Linked DNA regions of Homo sapiens: region 2 is linked to region 1. A link is a loop called in an ENCODE intact Hi-C map of the cell type or tissue named here. Cell type or tissue: heart right ventricle. All regions are shown on one strand. Links, peaks and the distances in the headings refer to the core of each region. The heading gives the core; the rest is flanking DNA. Region 1 holds the start of LOC124901185 (a long non-coding RNA gene). Region 2 has its middle 58 kb from the start of C5orf46.

What was found. Hi-C counts contacts between places; a loop is a spot of excess contacts. Peaks named below come from ENCODE experiments on the same cell type or tissue, not always from the same donor. Only the 100,000 strongest peaks of a DNase experiment are listed, where the experiment ranks them.
Region 2: it touches region 1 in a loop (4-fold over the local background); 14 of 110 quality-filtered maps call a loop at or near these places.

The regions. Positions count from the first base shown.
Region 1 is chr5:148,087,842-148,097,585 of GRCh38, forward strand. It overlaps SPINK5 (serine peptidase inhibitor Kazal type 5), which reads left to right. Exons shown (of 33, transcript NM_006846.4): 6 at 701-764; 7 at 1,653-1,780; 8 at 3,324-3,387; 9 at 6,513-6,640; 10 at 7,977-8,064. It overlaps LOC124901185 (a long non-coding RNA gene), which reads right to left and starts at 5,901. Exons shown (of 3, transcript XR_007059139.1): 1 at 5,741-5,901; 2 at 1,513-1,962. In heart right ventricle, for the core only: no CTCF peak of the experiment used is centred there; no DNase peak of the experiment used is centred there; H3K27ac peaks cover 2,035 bases.
Region 2 is chr5:147,960,144-147,969,887 of GRCh38, forward strand. No RefSeq gene overlaps it. Among named protein-coding and RNA genes, the nearest start is that of C5orf46, 58 kb to the left of the region's middle. In heart right ventricle, for the core only: no CTCF peak of the experiment used is centred there; a DNase peak (open chromatin) is centred at 4,108; H3K27ac peaks cover 3,723 bases.

The DNA.
Region 1 (9,744 bases), core at 1,002-9,001:
TAAAATTGAAAATTTTATTTTTATAGTGCCCCTCAGCTGATATCCTTTGAAATAACTTTTTTCTTATCACTTTTAAATATTTAGTTTTTTTCTTTATATTGTTTTTACTAAATTTTTATTGTTTTACAGATGTTATCATTGTAATCTGCTTTAACTTTTTACAAATTAGGAAATATGTCTTACATTTGCGGTTCTGTGTTTTCAGATATACTTTAAAGGTCTACGAGACTGAACAAAATTAATTATCAAGACTTTATGTACTTTCTATGAAAAATAAAATACTAGTCTTCATAACCCAAATAAAGAGTAGTATAGTGGGATGTTAGATAATACAAATTTGACTTTGTTTATTTAAAACAACAAAGTTCCTTGGGTGCTGAGTGTTATCTATTATCCAGTTACAAGCTTTACTTTTCCCCATCTTCTGATGTGGATCCCTCCTCTAAACAAAGGTTAAAAAAAGATTTCTATAAATAACATTTACAAGTCTGAATCTTTACCATCTCTTCCATGTTAACTACATTTCTTTGACTTGAAGTTATAAACAGTGACTTTTATTAGAAAAAGTAATAAAATAATACTATGTGGCAGCTGTTTTCGGGAGTAAAGGAGAATGACAATGCAATGTAGAGCAGTTAGGTTTGAATGGTGGGAAGTTCTGTGATATTAAACTGCTGTGTCTACTAACTTTTGATTCTAGGAAAACCGGGTCCCAAATTGGTGTAAAAAGTGAAGGGGAATGTAAGAGCAGTAATCCAGAGCAGGTGAGGTCAATTGTCAGCCTGATGGGAAATACTGGGAGGCTAACTTCAAATAGTAAGTAGGTGCTCTCCTCTTCCTTCTTAGGTGGGAGCCTTGGAAGGAATTAATTCTTGCTTTATGTGAAATGGAATACCCAGTACTGCCCACTAATATGAAAAAGCTAATTATAGTCTCTGAAACTGGATCAGATTACTTTGGTGGTTAGATCTTTCAATCTATTGCTGCTTTGTATAAAAAAAAAAAGAAGAAGAAGAAATAAAAAGGAAACTACATGTGTAGTAGAAAGGGCACAACACTTCAGTCACTTAGCCTGCGTTAAAACCCCAGCAGTGTCACTTGCTGTTTGGAGACCTTGGACAAATTACTTAACCTAAAATGAGATTTGAACTAAATAGATTTTTTTTCTATGATACAGTTTTGTGAGCCTGTGATGGTAGGGGAAGGGGAAGGAAGAAAGGATCTCATACATGTCACACTTGTCTTTTTCCAGGTGAATGATTTTCCTAATTTTCAAGGTCTGATGCCCTTTTTATAAGCTTCCAGAGCACCTGAGGTGACTTGCACCAAGTCATTTAGCATCATGCAATTTTAAATGTCTCTTTTTATCACCTAGGAGATTGGGAGCAAGTTGATGGCAAGGACTGTGCTCTGTCTGAGTTCTGGCACATAGTAGGTTATCTGTTTACTAAATAAATGAATAAACAAGTAAAAAAGTTTTATATTTAACCACATGAATTATAGAGTACTTACTGAGCTACATCTACACAGCTGGTACTGCTCTAAGTGGCCCATAGCAATGTCAGAGGGACTGAGTTCAATAAAATTTCTGAAAACAGTGTTGTCAGCATTACAATCTTGGTAAGTTTCAAGTTCTTTTCCCTGTTCTTCAGGATGTATGCAGTGCTTTTCGGCCCTTTGTTAGAGATGGAAGACTTGGATGCACAAGGGAAAATGATCCTGTTCTTGGTCCTGATGGGAAGACGCATGGCAATAAGTGTGCAATGTGTGCTGAGCTGTTGTAAGTAGCATCATCCCCAGGTGGACTTGATGATGATGCACTTGGTTGCTGTCCCGAGAATCACTCAGCAGAGAGATAAAATCCTTTTCATGAAGCATGCAATTCTTTGTCTTTACACTGTGAAATAGCCTTTCTCACAGAAAGGCTTCTTTTCTTTTTCTTCTTATCATTGATTGAAGTTTCTTAAAAGAAGAGAATAAGGTGGTCATGTTAGTTATTAAATTCAAGACTCTCATTTCTTTTAAATTACAGTAATTTGAAAATGTATAGTGTTTTATAAGGCACAATATTTTAAAATTTAGAAAGCACTTTCATATGGAATGATCTAGGTCAGTCGTCTGACATCCATTGCTTCATTTGGGCATATGTAGAGACCCTTCCTGAGTAATGTGAGGCTAATTAAAATAATAATAGTAATAATGCCATGTGTCTGAATCTATTTATTAGCTTAAAAAGTGGAACGCGGATCATTACAAAAGGAAGGGCTATTGGGTTAATCTTTATCTGAGTGCCTGGCAGTGCTTGGGCATTAAAGACGCAGATGTGGATAAGATCTAATTAGTCTTTCATATTCTGGCTGTTAAACAAGGTTTAGACTCTCTAATTCACGTGCCAGCAAACCTTAAATTGCTATATTTACATCACTGGAACTTTAAAATCAGGACAGAGATTTAACTGATTAGCAAACAAACGTCACACCTGCCTTTGAAAATTACAGTTAGTCCTTGTAGAATTCAAGGACATGTCCAATCAGGTTTACAAAACAGTGATGATAACTGGTTTCCAGACAGGAAATCAGCCTGATTTCCACTTTCTTATCTAGGAGACATGTTCTCTCAATGTTCAAATCTGCCCTAATTCTGTAGGGTTTTTTTTTCTTTTTATGCATTATGTGAAAAGGGGAATTTGACCTCTCTAACTCCTGGTTTCTTACTCTGTGGAACTGAGATAGCCACACCTATCTCCGGAATGAGACGCTAATCAAATGATAGATGTGAAAGGGCTTAAAGCTCAATTCAAATGTAGCTTTCATTAACAACTTAGTACTTTTACATGAAAGCAAACAAATACTTTACAAGGTATACAAAGTTATACTTAAGGGTGTGGATGGCAATGTCTCAAATGCTCAGTTTGGTTTCACCCTTGTCACAGCATTATTTTAAAGCTCTTGGTTCTGCCTGTTAAAGGGAATTTTCCTGACAATCTTCTGTTTGTCAATCAAGGTGTCACACCCATTCAGTTTTACAGAACAAAGCTTCTAATTGACTGTCAGTGAGTCAGTTTCACACCCTTTCTTACTATAGGCAAGAAAGCTAATTTACAGAAAGCAAGTTTCCCAGATAAGCTATTGCCGTCTTTCTTTCTTTCCTTATCTTTGGCAATTTCTCTGGCTCAGGCATTGAAGACGGAAATGCTTGTCTCTTGTAAGAGGATCATTTTCAGCAATTCGTAGCAGAGGATATGAAAGTGTTTAGCACAGGACTGAGGATACTGAAAATATGATTGAGTCATAAACTGACCAACTGTTTACTTTTCTTAACAGTTTAAAAGAAGCTGAAAATGCCAAGCGAGAGGGTGAAACTAGAATTCGACGAAATGCTGAAAAGGTAAAATGACTCACCAACGCAATTTTGTTCTTGTGGCCATATTTATTAACAAATGTATGCCTAAACCTTTGAGTAATGAAATAAAGTCATTGTCTTTTATTATTATATAGATATTTTTCTTAATATCAAAATTCCCCAAATTGACTATTCCTAGAATATTAATCATTAGATTCAGATTTAAAACAGCATTTCCTACCTAAGGCCCAAAATGTGCAGTTTCCACCTGTGTTTCTCCAGTCCTCTAGCCCCCAAAAGAAGATATAAGATAGAAAGTTTGTATAAACCAAATTCTGCTTAATTTCTAGCAGCCTTCTTTTTGGTTTAGTGTAAACCCATTTTACTCTGTATAAATTGTTTAAAATTGGCAATGAAATATAAATTAAACAGGAATAATTTTAAAATAGTGAGAGTGTTTTAAACACTATATCCACTAGTGCATTTTATGTGCAATTAAATTGACACAAGTTGAAGTTATTCACTTTGCCATTGTGATTATTCTGTTCAGAAAAACCTGCATTTATAAAGGTCTTGATTCTGCTTTAAAAAAAAAAAAAGACAAATTTTTAGAATGTGTTTTAAAAAAATCCTTAAAATTATTTTTTTGAAATTACTTGATAATTTAATTATTCAATCTAGTATAAAAAGTTTTGAATAAGCACTTTAGGTAATGCAGCCTGGATTTCTTAAATCACCTACTTTCAATGAGAGGGATAGCAGTTTCTTTGCTAAATGGCTAACCTTTTGTTGAGAAGTCAGAACGCCTGAGTTTTAGCCTTGGTTTTGCCATGCTCTGGGTGTGGGAGACTAAGTAAATAATCATCCTGGGCCTTAATTTTCTTGTCAGCAAAGTAAAGAGGTTGGATAATGACCTGAATTTTACCTTCCTGTTGGACTGTGATTCTACATCCTGCACACTTTTGTACTAATACAAGTGCACTCCTTTTTGCAGATCGTAGGGCTTATGTTTTCCTAAAGGAAGAAACAAGCCCACCTTTTGGTAGTCAAGAGCTAGCCCTTCAGTTCGTAATGCTTATTTAATGAAGCAAAGCTCTCAACCTAAATAGGGTATTGAAGGTTTACATTTAGGAAAACTAAGTATTCAGAACCATCTACAGTTTATGCAACACTTGCCAAGGATTGAAAAGGAATTCTTTTGTGGTGGTTGTTAAATTTCAGTCTAAAACTTTGGGTCATCCTGTGATAGTTAACATTTTATTACTTCATAAACACAGAGAGTTATTTTCCTTTGTTTTTCATTAGGTCTCTGTACTTCCCTCTTCCTCTCTGTGGCTAGGGTCATTGTTTTGGTGGGGTCACCGGGCATGATGGTGTGAATAGGACTGCTTTATTGTGATGGCTCAATATGTTCCCTATAATTAACTTGTCACTAGGTTGCAAACACAGTGTTTCTTCAGAATCTCCTTGGCTGAATCACAACTTATAAACTGAAATTATCATTGTTTCTTTTACGAGAATCATTGAGCATTAATTTTTTATACCATGCTATGATTATCAGGTGACTGTCTTCTGCTTCTCTATTTCTAGGTTGTTACAACCATGAGGTTTGGAGCACATCCATTGCTCCTCCAAAAATAAATATCTTCTTAATAGGAAGCAGTTAGGATTCTCTGTTAAAGCATCCCAATGGAATTTGAATTATTTTTTAAAAAACCAAAGAATGCTAGATCTAGAAAAGGTCCTACAGAGCATCTGTTCCAAAAACCTCATTGTAGAAGTAGTAACTGTGGTTCCAAAGGAGAAGGGACTTTGCTGTGGTCTCCCATTTGGGTGAGAGGGACAATCTAGTGGCCCAGGTCATTTGACTCCTAGCCATGCTCTTTATGCCCATGTTTTCTTGCCTGAAATTGAATGACGAAGGTCACACAGTTGAAAAGAAAGTTATAGACCAGGATTTTTTGTAGGTCATATTATAGTACTATATCTCACCACAAAATGTTTAATGACATAGAGATCCCCAAGCCTAGAGTAGCTTAGAGTATCATTTTTTTGGTAAAGTTTAGCCCTCCTCACATAGTAGAGTTTTCAAAACACAGAAAGTAGCCTGAAAGTATTGAACCAAAGCATCAGGAAATCTGAAAACAAATCTTTCTTGGATTTTTTTTGGTGGGGGGAAGTCACTCCTTTTTAGCTTTTCTAAATGAGTATCAGTCTTGATGATCTATCTGTCTAAGGTGAGGGTGAAAGGAAATTAGATCTACTCTCTCTCTACAATGTCAGAAATTATTATGGATAAAGAAGGCAGAATACACAAAAATTATCCACAGATCCATAGAGAAAATCAACTAAAGTAAGCATAACACTGTTGGATAACATCTTGTTTCTTTATACTTACAAACTTAGCTGGATTATTCTTGACTTGATCCATATTAAGTCACTTTTAGACATCTCATCTTCTCACAACTTTTTTTTCTTTTTTTTTTTGTGATTTGGCTGCTGCATTTTGTTGTGTTTGTGCTGGAACCTCATGAAAGATATCCCCTGACCCCTATTGATCTGAAAGTTAAAAAGAAATACCTAGTTTTAATCCAAGAAAACTCTTGGTCAGCCTTATTTTTTCCGAGGCTGTTTTTTATCTTTTAATAAACCTACCACATAACAGATACAAGTGCCAAGTAGTTGACAATATAATTACTGTTTCTTAGTAATCCTCATTAATATGTTGTATGTATTTGCCAACTTCTAGACCTGATGTTTTGTGGTAATAAATCTATTATAAAGTTTCCAGATTAAAACGTAGAAAAATGGTAAATAAAATTACTTGTTGGCTGGATGTGTTGGTTCATGCCTATAATTTCAACACTTTGGGAGGCCAAGGCAGGAAGATTACTTGAGCCAAGGAATTCAAGACCAGCCCGGGCAACATGATGAGATCCAGTCTCTACCAAAAAGGAAAAAATTTAGCCGGGTGTGGTGGTGCATGTCTGTAGTCCCATTTAGTTAGGAAGCTGAGGTGGAAGGATCTCTGAGCCTAGAGGTTAGAGGCTTCACTGAGCTATGATCATTCCCCTGCAATCCACCCTGCGCAATGCAGCAAAATCCTGTCTCAAAAAATAAAATATCCTGAAATGAAATGAAGTAAAATAAATATAATTGTCTTTTCAAAGGATTTTTGCAAGGAATATGAAAAACAAGTGAGAAATGGAAGGCTTTTTTGTACACGGGAGAGTGATCCAGTCCGTGGCCCTGACGGCAGGATGCATGGCAACAAATGTGCCCTGTGTGCTGAAATTTTGTGAGTATAGAAGTGGTTTTTTCAGAGTGATTCAAAGGGTGGGAGTGGAGATTGATTGGATTGATGAGTAAAAATAACTTTGAAAGGAAGCTTTGTTGTTGAGAACCATCTGAGCAGTTTTATGCCCTCCACAAATCATAATGCCACCTAGTGAGCAGGCACTACTGATGTTTGTCTATTTCTGAAGAGAAATGGATTCCATTTTCCAGTTGAAATATTGACTTACAGCATAGCACACTTCTTAACATTCCCCTGTGACTGTGACCTATGTGAAACTGTTTGTGAACTAATTCTAGTATAGAATGGGGGTAAAAGCAGGTACCACGACTTCGATTGTTTTTCTTCAGTAATTATCCCATGGTAACAGTGTTGATGCAACACTCTCAGATACTTCAGGTTTATACATTAATTGGATTACTCTTATCTTTTTATCTGGGACATATGACCTTGGGAGAAGGGCAAATCTCACAACATACAAATTATCACATTTATGAAAATGTCTTAGATGACATCTCATGACACTTTCGGCTTCTCTAGCTCTACAAGCCCTTTCCTGTGTCCTGTCCTATGCCAGTTCCTCCCGGTCTTGGCCAGATGATGTCCCCTCCTCTTGTAGATTACATTTCAGATTATCTTTCCTTGGACAAGAACTCCTAAAGTCCTTCCCTAATTGAAATTAAATTCTCATAATCCTTAGTAATTGTCTTTTCTAACCACCATCACAGTTGGCAATTATACAATTATTTCTCCAAGTTTTTGTTGACTTTCAGTCTTTTCTACCAGCCTCAAGAACTACAAGAGGGCAGGGTATGTGTTTGTATTATATACTCCTGCATGCCCAGGGCCCAGCCAACACTTGCCCAAAAAACCATAATTACTCACTAAATGAATGAATGAAGATATGAATGAAGATCTCCCACTCTCAAGAAGCTTAAGTTCAGTAGCAGAAATAAGCCATGGACATGTGCACATATTTATATATTGCAAAATAGAATAAAAACTGCTGTATAAGAGAAGACTATTCGATACAAAAACACAGCAATAGACATAGCGCTCATTTGTATTTGGGAACTGGAATGTCTTCTTCAAAAAGGTAGAATTTAAGCTGCAGAGTTTTAAATTTCTTTTAAGAAAGGGAGATGAGAAAAAAGATCATTTTAGTGGAAGTAAATGGTATAAAGGTGAAATTAAAGGGTCTTTTTGGGGATTTGAGGTGTTTTTAAAGTGTTTGTACTAAAACTCAGGACAACTTAGATATTTTTCCATCTATACCTAATGACTGTTTTGTAACATGAAGATCGGAAGCATCTCTACTCATTTATTTTACTTTTTCCAGCAAGCAGCGTTTTTCAGAGGAAAACAGTAAAACAGATCAAAATTTGGGAAAAGCTGAAGAAAAAACTAAAGTTAAAAGAGAAATTGTGGTGAGAATCAGTTTGATCAATCTAGTTACAACTTGTGTGTGTGTGGGGGGGTGCGTGTGTGAGAGAGTGCATATTACATAGTATGCACTTTCAATATTGTTTAATATTTTCCACACTACTAGTAGGTTTGCTGGAAACTAATTTCTAGTTATTATTTTGTGAAACTTAGATTAAAAAATTATGGCATTACAATTTCTAGCTGTATATGGAGGCAATTAATCAAGTCACATTAATAATGTAGTTTTGCACTCCTAAATGAAGGTGAAATATCAAAACATTGTCTGAATTCAAAGTGTGATATGTAGTCTTCGATGTGTGGTAGCTATTGTGAAGGTATTTACTTCAAAAACAATATCAATGTTGAATTTTAATGTGCTTCCTTTTAAATTATACTGTTCTCTGCTTTCTAAGTATCTTTTAACTAGTCACCTGTCTGTTTTTCTACTGCTACCCTCTTAGCTCAGACACTTAATAGTTTTCTTTTGCATTGACGTATTGGCATTGTACCTGGTTTGTACACTGTTGGTCTCCATCTTTCTCAATCTTCAAGATTTAATTCATCCTCCATGTTGTTTTCATATGTCATAGAATATGAGAACAAAAACTATGGTTCCACGAGTCAGCGATGCTATAAAATTCCAATGTTTGAAGATATTCTAGAGTATATTCAGACCATTTCACTTCTTATAGAAACCCTAACTTATTTCTTACAGACAGTTTTCCAGACTTCTATGATGTGCAGTCAACAGTTCTCCTAAGTAAGCCACTCCATCAGGCCACCCTCTGCCAGTATAACTCCATTTTCTTTCTTTCTTTCTTTTTTTCTTTTTCTTTTTCTTTTCTTTTCTTTTTTTTTTTAAGACAATTTCTTTCTTTCTTTTTTTTCTCTGTCACCCAGGCTGGAGTGTAGTGGTGGGATCATGGCTCACTGCAGCCTTGACTTCCCACTCTCAAGCTATCCTCACACCTCAGCTTTCCAAAGTGCTAAGATTACAGGCATGAGCCACTACACATAGCTTAAGCCTCATTTTGAACTGCTTTCTTCCCCTCAGTCCTAGGTTACCAAGTCCTTTTAATTTTGATATTCAAATATCTGTCAACTACTATTTTATCATTTATTTCCAATTTTTCTCCTTCCTTCCCTTTCTTCCTTTCCTTTCTCCTTTTTCTTTTTCTTCTCTCTATTCTTTTTTCTCTTTTCCTCCCTCTCTTTCTCTCTTTTTTAATAATATAATTACTGTTCTAACTTCAGTCCCTAGTTAATCAAATCCTCCACACATCTGGTTGATAACCTTTGTAAAACAAAGATTTGATTTTGCCATTTTCTGCTATAAACATTTATAATTTTCCCATTGCCTAAAAGTAATATCCAAATTCCTTTCAAAGTTTAGTGGTCTTTGATTTTCAAGGTCTCCTTTTGACCATTTCCCAAATATTATTCTCTTTATCCAACTAATTATTTAGCCACTATATTCATAAATATGTTAGATTACCTCAAAATAGCATGTTCTTTCACACCCCTGTGTGTTTGTCCATTTAATTCCTCTTGGATGGCCTTTTTCCACATTATGTTCCTGAATATATTCTCAAGATAGAACTTAGACATAAGTTCCCTGAACTTCCATGAATTATTCTTTTCATTGTACTTGTACACACTTAATTCAGACTAGTGTTATATTT
Region 2 (9,744 bases), core at 926-8,925, 130 kb before region 1:
TTTCACGATATTGATTCTTCCTACCCATGAGCATGGAATGTTCTTCCATTTGTTTGTGTCCTCTTTTATTTCCTTGAGCAGTGGTTTGTAGTTCTCCTTGAAGAGGTCCTTCACATCCCTTGTAAGTTGGATTCCTAGGTATTTTATTCTCTTTGAAGCAATTGTGAATGGGAGTTCACCCATGATTTGGCTCTCTGTTTGTCTCTTGTTGGTGTATAAGAATGCTTGTGATTTTTGTACATTGATTTTGTATCCTGAGACTTTGATGCAAAAATCCTCAATAAAATACTGGCAAACCGAATCCAGCAGCACATCAAAAAGCTTATCCACCATGATCAAGTGGGCTTCATCCCTGGGATGCAAGGCTGGTTCAATATACGCAAATCAATAAATGTAATCCAGCATATAAACAGAGCCAAAGACAAAAACCACATGATTATCTCAATAGATGCAGAAAAAGCCTTTGACAAAATTCAACAACCCTTCATGCTAAAAACTCTCAATAAATTAGGTATTGATGGGACGTATTTCAAAATAATAAGAGCTATCTATGACAAACCCACAGCCAATATCATACTGAATGGGCAAAAACTGGAAGCATTCCCTTTGAAAACTGGCACAAGACAGGGATGCCCTCTCTCACCGCTCCTATTCAACATAGTGTTGGAAGTTCTGGCCAGGGCAATCAGGCAGGAGAAGGAAATAAAGGGTATTCAATTAGGAAAAGAGGAAGTCAAATTGTCCCTGTTTGCAGACGACATGATTGTTTATCTAGAAAACCCCATCGTCTCAGCCCAAAATCTCCTTAAGCTGATAAGCAACTCCAGGCTGGTTTTAAAGTGTCCCAAAAGATTGCCTGTCCTCATTAAAGTTTCTCCCAATTGGTAATTTCCTGTTCTTAAGGTCCCTAAGCTGTAGACCCTTATAGGTTGGTCCCTCTAGGCTGGTGAATGGCTTGTTATCATCCGCCACATACACCTAGCAGAAGATGAATCAGCCTCAGGTTTCTCGATTGCAGTAGAGGGACAATATGAGAGTGCCTTCTGAGACCTGAATTTCTCAGAATAAGGTATTTTGTAAATATGGTAACCACATTTTAACATATTTAAGTCATTCTAATGGTTTTTCCTCATACTTGGAATAAAATCCAGGCTACCAAAGACTGCAGCACACAAATGCTCCAGCCATGCCTACCTTGGGCAACCTGCATTATCATCTGATCACATGGGCTGTCTTTCTATTCTTCATACATGCCAAACCCATTCCTGCCCAAGGGCTTTTGCTCCTATTCTTCCCTCTGTGGCAATGCTCCTCCCTTGGATCATTGCATGGCTGGCTCTAGTTTTCTTATTCCCATTCCTGTCTCAACTCACATCTTACTTCCTCATGGAGACCTTTCCTGATCATGCTATCTAAGATTTCGCCTCTCCACCCCAGCACGACTCATTTCTTTATAGTTCTTATCATAGTCTGCAATTGAATTATGCATTGTTTCATTCACTTGTTTACTATCTCTTCTCAATAGAATGGAACCTGTTCTCCCAGAGTGATATTCAAACTATTTAACAACCAGTGCAACATGGCACTAATCAATCATAATTGACAGTGGGCAAATTCCTGGAACAGAGTCTGCTGGGGGCGGCAGAGGTGGGGGCAGGTGAAGGGCAGCAGGTGGGGGCTGCAGTCTGGACTTTAACCCTTCAGTTGCTGGCTTGTGGGGAGGTCTGGAAGTTCTGAGTGAGGGGCTGGAGTAGATAGGGTAATGTGTGTGAACTATAAGACTCAAGGAAATGGCATGCATCTATTAGTATGAAAGTATTTAGATATTGTAGCAATCAGTACGTCCACTAGTTTCTACTGGTTGAATATCAGCTCTGCTTCTCTCCCCCATTCAACATTGTATCTTAAGGCCTGGAATAGCAACTGACACACAGCAGTTCCTCACCTAATCAATTACGTGAGTATCATTGAGTCTTGTCCACATACCACTTCTCCACCTTCATATTTTATAGAAGAGCTAGAAAGTGTCCTGGGTTTATAGATCACTCAAGGAGGTAAGTAAGGGTATATTTAGGCCATGAAGTCTGCCCCAGCAATGACTAATATCTATGACTTTTCACGGTTTACAAAATCTACAATCCATCGTCTCATTTTTATTCTCACAACCATCCTGAGACGCTGGCAGGACAAGAATTATTATATTCGTATTTTAGTTTAGTGAACTCAGACTCCCATAATTCATGTGATAGCTAAAAGACAGGCAGGAATGGGAAAGGGCTCCTGTCTTCTGGGCTGAGACTATGATCCTTCCATTAGGATGTGTATTCTGCCCCTAGCCCTGGATGGAGCTGGGCCTGCGCGTGGAAGCAGCTTCTGGATACAGGCGTGAAGATTCTGGGCTCTATAACTAGGGTTGTATATGCCCTTATAGAACAACTGTGGCTACTTTACAAAATAGAGTATTTCAGGCAAAAGTTACAGCCCAGGGGAGTCTAGTGGAACCTAGACCTCCCTGTGGAAGAAGTTAAAAGAACAGAAAATGACACACCTGAAGAATTTTTTTTTTTTTTGAGACGGAGTCTCGCTCTTATTGCCCAGGCTGGAGTGCAATAGCGTGATCTTGGCTCACTGCAGCCTCCGCCTTCCAGGTTCAAGCGATTCTCCTGCCTCAGCCTCCCGAGTAGCTGGGATTACAGGAGCCACCACGCCCAGCTAATTTTTGTATTTTTAGTAGAGACAGGGTTTCACCATGTTGTCCAGGCTGGTCTCGAACTCCTGACCTCCAGTGATCAGCCTGCCTCGGCCTCCCAAAGTTCTGGGATTAGAGGCGTGAGCCACCATGCCCTGCCACACCTGGAGAATTCTTAATGGGGATATAGACAATCTTCTTAGACACTCTATAACCAGCCTTGGACTTTTCCAAGATCGCCAAGACTTTTCCTTGGCAAGCTCACAAGGCAGAGCTAACACCAACAGTGAAAAATTACCACAAAATCAATCAGGTTTGGGTTTAAAAATAAATATGTAAAAATGAGAAGAAATATACCTTAGAGTAATGTTTACCAAAATATGGTACATACAAAAATGGCATTTAGATATTTGTACTTAGCATGTGGATGAACATTTTGTAGCTTTTTATTACTTATGAACTTGTTTTAATACACATATTTAGAGAAAAATACACAACTACACCGATTTTGTGATTTCAGATGTATAAGAAATGATTAAAAGTAGGTATTTAAGTTTTTGTTAATACAAGAGAATTTAAAGAAAAAGGTAAAAAATAGTAAAGGTGATTCTCAGACATGTTACAAATGAAGTGATTTTGTGAAAATCATATTCTTTAAAGACAGTTCTATCAGTTTGTGTGACCTTGAACACATTCTTAACATGGTGATACTTAATTTCCTCACTTCCTGACAAATGAGGATAACACTAAAGCTGTTTAATAATTTTGTGGCAAGGATTCAAGATTTCAATACATGGAAAGTATTCAGCCCGGTGTTCAGCACACAGTGAGAATGCAATAAATCTGAACTATTGTTTTTACTTTTCATCGATAACAGTGAGAACTCTTGAACCATGGAAAGCTGCCTTGCAGAAAGCTCATCACTGAAGATTTGTAAACAGGACCAGGAGGACATTTATCAGGGATGCTGCAAGGGAGATTCTCACATAGGTAAGAGCCAAGCTAGTGCTTTGAGGTCCTTCCAACCTGGAGATTCCAACCCTGCTTTTCAGTGAAATCCAAGGGACTTGGAACCAGAGTTTTCCTCTTATGTTTTGAGAGGACACTTAGTTACTGATCATCGGCATTGAAAAGCCATTGCTCTGTGAACACTATTGTTGGCTGTGACACCGAGACTTGGCCTTTTCATCACCCACATCACTGTCAAGAAGAGCTGTTTGAGAACCACACAGCTATTGTCCCATAGTTCTTGCCCAACCAGGAAAATCCCTATTCTGTCCTCACATCCTTCCTCATAACCGTGGGAATTGCTGTGAGGGTTTCTCATGGGTACAGAGAGGAACCATCCTGTCTCACTCTCAAGTGGAAACTGGCCTTTTCCCAGTGGAGGATACTGGCAGGCAACCAGTTCCACACTGAGAGCCCTGGCTATGGGAAATCCTTCTTCATACAAGCTGAAATATGCTTCTCTGCAGCTTTCACCCACATGTCCTAGTTTCATCTCCTCGAACCACAAAGAACAAGTCTATCCAGTGCCCCCCATGTAAACCCCTCAGAATTCTGTAGACTAAAGGAGCATTTGCCCTGTTGTTTTTGTTCCCCATTGTTCCACAGACACACATTGTTCCTTCTGAGCATAGTTTCCAGCCCCCACCCCTTCCTTATCACTGACATCATTTCTAACACAGTTCCTCTTTGCCCTTTTTGCATGCCAGAGATTGTGGACTCTGGGCTCCTTTTTCTTTATAGAGGGACAGACACTCTCAGTAAACAGTTCAACTGCAAAGGATCCAGCAAATATACTCATTTGAAGCCTTCAGTGACAGATCATGATGTGTTTGCTGCTCTTTAGGGCTCTGGTCCCTTTCTTACTCTGTGCACACTTCCAAGAAATCTCCTCCAGTCCACCTGGTTTTATTCCATCAACTGAAGATTCTAGTATCTAATTCTAATGTTGTTTCTCTTCTGAGTTCCAAGATTGTGTACAATAGGCTCCTGAATATCCACACATAAATATCTCACAGGTGTTTCAATCTCACTGAGTTCAAAACTGAACCTACTCACTTTCTCCCAGTTTCTCTATCTCTGCAGTGGGGATATTAATGATACTTAAATCACAAGGTTGTTTTAAAGATTAAATAAATAAATGTGTGTTAAGCACTTAAGATAGTACCTGATAAAAAATAGATAGTATGTATATTGCCATTATTGGTGGGCACAGAAAAACAAGCAAAGATAAAATATGCTGGTGCTGATATTTTATGAGGAAAAAAAACATGAAGCATGAGAGGCTGAGAAGTGCCAATAGAGACAGAAGGATACCACAAGGCAATTTTGGAAAGCGGTTGTAATATGTTCTCGATGCATTCTTCTTGTAGAAAACAAATGTCTAAGAAAATTATTGATAACTCACTAAGTATATATATATATGTCATTATCGTTGGTTGGCCATTCTGAGTGTTTTTCAGTTGCTCAACATGCTCAGCATGAGGGGCCTTCTGTTCTATGGCTAAAGTCACTTCTAGGGTCAGTATCTCTTTTTCTGGGCTTCTCAGAGGAAGTGAGTTCATGGTGAGGTTTATATCCAAAGAAGAAAGGATCGCCTTTGGAGATGGCAGCAGTCTGCTTTGTAAGTGCTTATGCAAGTCAAGCATCAACTTGCTATGGAGAAGCATCTCATGAACCTGCAAGAGTGGTTGGTTAGGACATGCAAAGCTGTGCTACTCAAAGTGCTGCCTACAGATTGGTGCTGATCCACAAACTGTTACTGGTCTGCAGTGTAGTAAGTACAGAACTGAGAATAAGCATAAGACATAAAGTATCTTTATGTCTTAAATCTAACAGTGGTAAAATGTAGACTTGTATTTAACATATGTGAATATATTTTCATTTAATTTAAAGCATTAAATTGTGATGAATAGAAAACAAACAAAAGAAAAAAGGAAAAAAAATAAATTAGCTCCTCATAACATATTGTTTGAAAGCATTGAGTCTGAGTGTGCATCCCTGAGTTCTGGTCCTGGCTTTGACACCACCTCATGAGAGATCCCAGGCAACTCAGTCCTCTTTGTATAAATACCACCCACTGATTGCACAACTGGAGCAATTACTCTGTGCACAGAGTAATTTCCAAACACTCACTCCTGTTTGGAAATTACTTTCCATGTATATGAATTAAGGATCTTGGAGTAGCTTATTCTTAATTTTCTTCATCTTTGAAGATGCCATAATCCTAATAATCCTTTAAAATATTTTTTAAAATAAACTGAATAAAGCTCCATTGCTTGCTTTTGAGCTAAATAATCCTGCTTTCTGATAAAAACCTAACCACAGCCTAGACTTTGACTGCTTTTCTTCAGATCTCCATAAGGAACATATTATTTTCTTTGGGTGACTATCTCCCAGCTTTCCTCTTTCACTGTGAACATCTCCTTTTCTTGCTGTTCTCAGGTCTTCCCCCAAATCAAAGTATTTTACAGGAATATCTTCCTCTGCTGTCTGTTCATGGACTTATGATCTTGAATTTTCCAAGTATTTATCTAAGACATTCTCTGAATAAAATCTAAGCAACCAGGCTTTGTAAGGAGTTTGGATTTTATTCTGAGTAATGGGAAGCCATCGGGTATTGCTAAGAAGGGGAGTGACGATATGATTTATGCTTTCAGATAACCCATGGCTGGTCTTTGGAGATTAGATTGTAGGGGTCAAATATGTGCACAGAGAATACCCTGGAGGCTAATACAGTACTGAAGGTAGGCTGTGATGGTGGTTTTGTCTATGAGACATAAAGAATAGGCCTTTATCTTGTTCTTATCTAGCTTATTCACCACTCTTGGTAGTGCTATAGTATAGAATGGTGTATATGTCTCAGATATGGCTTTGCTTAACTGGATTGGGATTGCAGTTGTTTCTGGGTAGTTATTTAACACTAATGCTAAATAATGTAACAGGAGTTAACATTAATTCACAAGAAGTTATGTCTTGAAATCATTGCCCAATGTCTCATTCATATGAGTGTATGTAATCAGAAAACATGCAGGCGAAAGACTGTTGATGCAGGGTTTCAGATGGAAAAAGCTTCCTATCCTTCTGTCTTTTCACTTTGAAAACAAAGGTGGCAAACAAGATTTCTGCACTCTAAAGGCCATCCCAGACAATGTGCTGGTTTGTTGAAGCAGCCCTGGGGCTGCTGAGGAGATGAAGAGGTCTGCCTTTGGGAATCAACTGCCTTCAGTCACGCAGACCCATAGACCGTGCATCAGCTGACTCAGCAATAGATGGCACTGAGCTATTCACTCCATTTCACCTTGGGCTGTATCTAGGCATTTCACTGAGAAGTGAAAGAGTTAGGAAAAAAATTAAGGACTATATCCCGGTAAAATCATTCTAGTAATAGAATTGGTTGGAGATTTCTATCTGGGGAAATGTTCAGCTTCATAGATGACCACGATCAGCAACCACACTGAGAATAATTTAGGATAAGGGAAGAATCCATGAAATACATAAAAAGAGGCAGTGGGAAGTGATGTAGATCCCCAACTTTGAAGTTTGAACCAAGATTCAATTCCCCTGTCTTTGTTTTGCTAGCTTCTAACTTCAGATTGTTTTCTGATTATTAGAAGCTGTATCTTTTCTGCAAAATATGATAATTTCACATTCATGGTTGATACAAGCATCAAATGAGAACTAGATGACAGTGTTTATAAACTATAAAAAGCCATGAACAGTTTAGTTATAATAATAAAGCTTCCACTGAATTGCATCTTCTTATCAATGCTATTTGTGGAATTCATACAGCTTGCTTGGTCGCAACATTGCTAAGTGAAACTTGAAAGACACTGTAAGAAAATACCTGTAGGTATCAAATTACATAATGCATAAATATGATGATTTTATGTGCATGCATGTGTGTACATGTTTGCATTATATCAGTGTTATATTCAAATTTTGAATAATAAAATTTTGATGGGGTGGGATCAGATGCAATATGGGAAGCAGGTTTGCAACCAGGGCTTTGCAGACAGAAAGACCAGTGTTCAAACATCAGTTTTCAGGGTTGGTGAGTTTAGACAAAATTGCTTAATTTGTATGATAATCTGCAAACTGGTGATAGCAATATCTATTTAACAGTGTGGATGTGAAAAAGTAATAAGGTAAAGAATATTAAACATTTTGCAAGTACTGAGAAAAAGGAGACCCCAATAAATGCTAGTTTTTTTCATTATTACCAATAATAAAACCCACTCCATGCATATGTGTGGGTAGATGGAGACTCTTGCCTGAGTGACAGTCCCTGGAATGGTACAAAGAGATGTTCACTTGTATGAGAAAGAAACATCCTTTCTTGAGTCTGCCTCTCTTGCTTTGTGGAGGAAGTGCCAGAATTTGATTATTCCTTTTCTTCCTGACTTCTTTCAGAAATGGAACAGGCCAATGGGTTCTAGGAATGTAATTTTTTAAAACATTCTAAGCTTTAGGGGTACAAATGGTTTTTGGTTACATGGATGAACTGTTCCAGTGGTGAAATCTGGGCTCTTAGTGGACCCATCACCCAAATAATGCCCATTATAACCAGTAGTTTTTAATCCCAGACCCTCTCTCCCAGCCTGTCCCATCTGAGTCTCTAATGTCCATGATACCACTCTGTATGTCTTTTCGTATCCTTCGCTTAGCTCCCACTTACAAGTGAGAACATGCAGTATTTGGTTTTCCATTCCAGAGTTACTTCACTTAGAATAATGGCCTCCAGTTCCATCCAAATTCCTACAAAAGACATTACTTTGTTCTTTTTTTTGTGACTGAATAGTATTCCACGGTATAGGTATATCACATTTTCTTTATCCACTCATCAGTTGATGGGCACTTAGGTGGATTCCATATCTTTGCAATTGTGAATTGTGCTGTGCTAAAAATACACATGCAGGTGTCTTTGATATGGTGACTTCTTTTCCTTTGGGTAGATACCTGGTAGTGGGATTGCTGGATTGAATGGCAGTTCTTTGAAAAATCTCCACACTGTTTTCCATAGAGATTGTACTAATTTACATTTCCACCAGCAGTGTTCAAGCGTTCTGTTTTGGGAATTTTGAATGAGCAAAACAAAGGAGTAAAAAAAGTTTTCTGTAATCTCTTCTGAAATCACTCAAGTAATGAAGCAAGATAGAGAAATGAGCAAGGGAGGTAATGGCACTGCGCCCATGGAGAGGGGCCGACGGAAAATGACTCATAAGCATGGTTGGGACTGTCCTTGGGAAGAAGTTGGGAGACTCTAAGACATATAATTAATAGAAGTGACTTTAAAAACAGGATAATATGCATTCACATTCCAGTTCTACCACTCACCATGTGTAGTTCAGCAAGTTACTTAAATTCTCTGTAAAATACAAAATGGAAATAAAAATAATATCATTCTCACTGGGATGAGGTAATGTATATAAAGTGTTTGGCAAATATTTTTGTTTTATCATAGTTTTCTATTTTTAATAGCTAAGAACCAGAAATTTCTCCTTTGGAAACCTGTTTAGTTCTATTTCTTAAAGTTATTATCTTATTGCACTATTTGGCATAGACTAATATTCGTTTTGAAAATATAGTTCTGATGTTTTTTCACACTAACATCATAAGAAAAAGGATTTTGGTCCAAATAGAGACACAATTTTAAATGGAGGAAGAAGCAGAGTCCATCTGGTTTTGAGCACAGAAATGGCAGCAGATAACAAAGGGAGAATTCTCCAAGGGAAGGGAGAATTCTGGACGGTTGAGTCAAGGCTGTTAGAACAGTCATGCCTCTTCTAGTAATTATGGGGCTGGTGTACCTTCCTTTTAAAACCTTGGAAATATTTATAGTTTGATTAACTAAATAAATTGTTGCCCAACTTCTTTTCTGTTTCTGTTCTATGTTCTATTTTCTTTGCTCCACAAATAATTATAAAATGACTACTTTGAATAATGACAGTTCTTGGCATTGGAAGAAACAGAGAGGGCTATGATGTCTGTCCCGAAATAACTACAACCCAAGGTGGCAAGCAATAAGAAACTGAAGAAAAAAGGTCAAG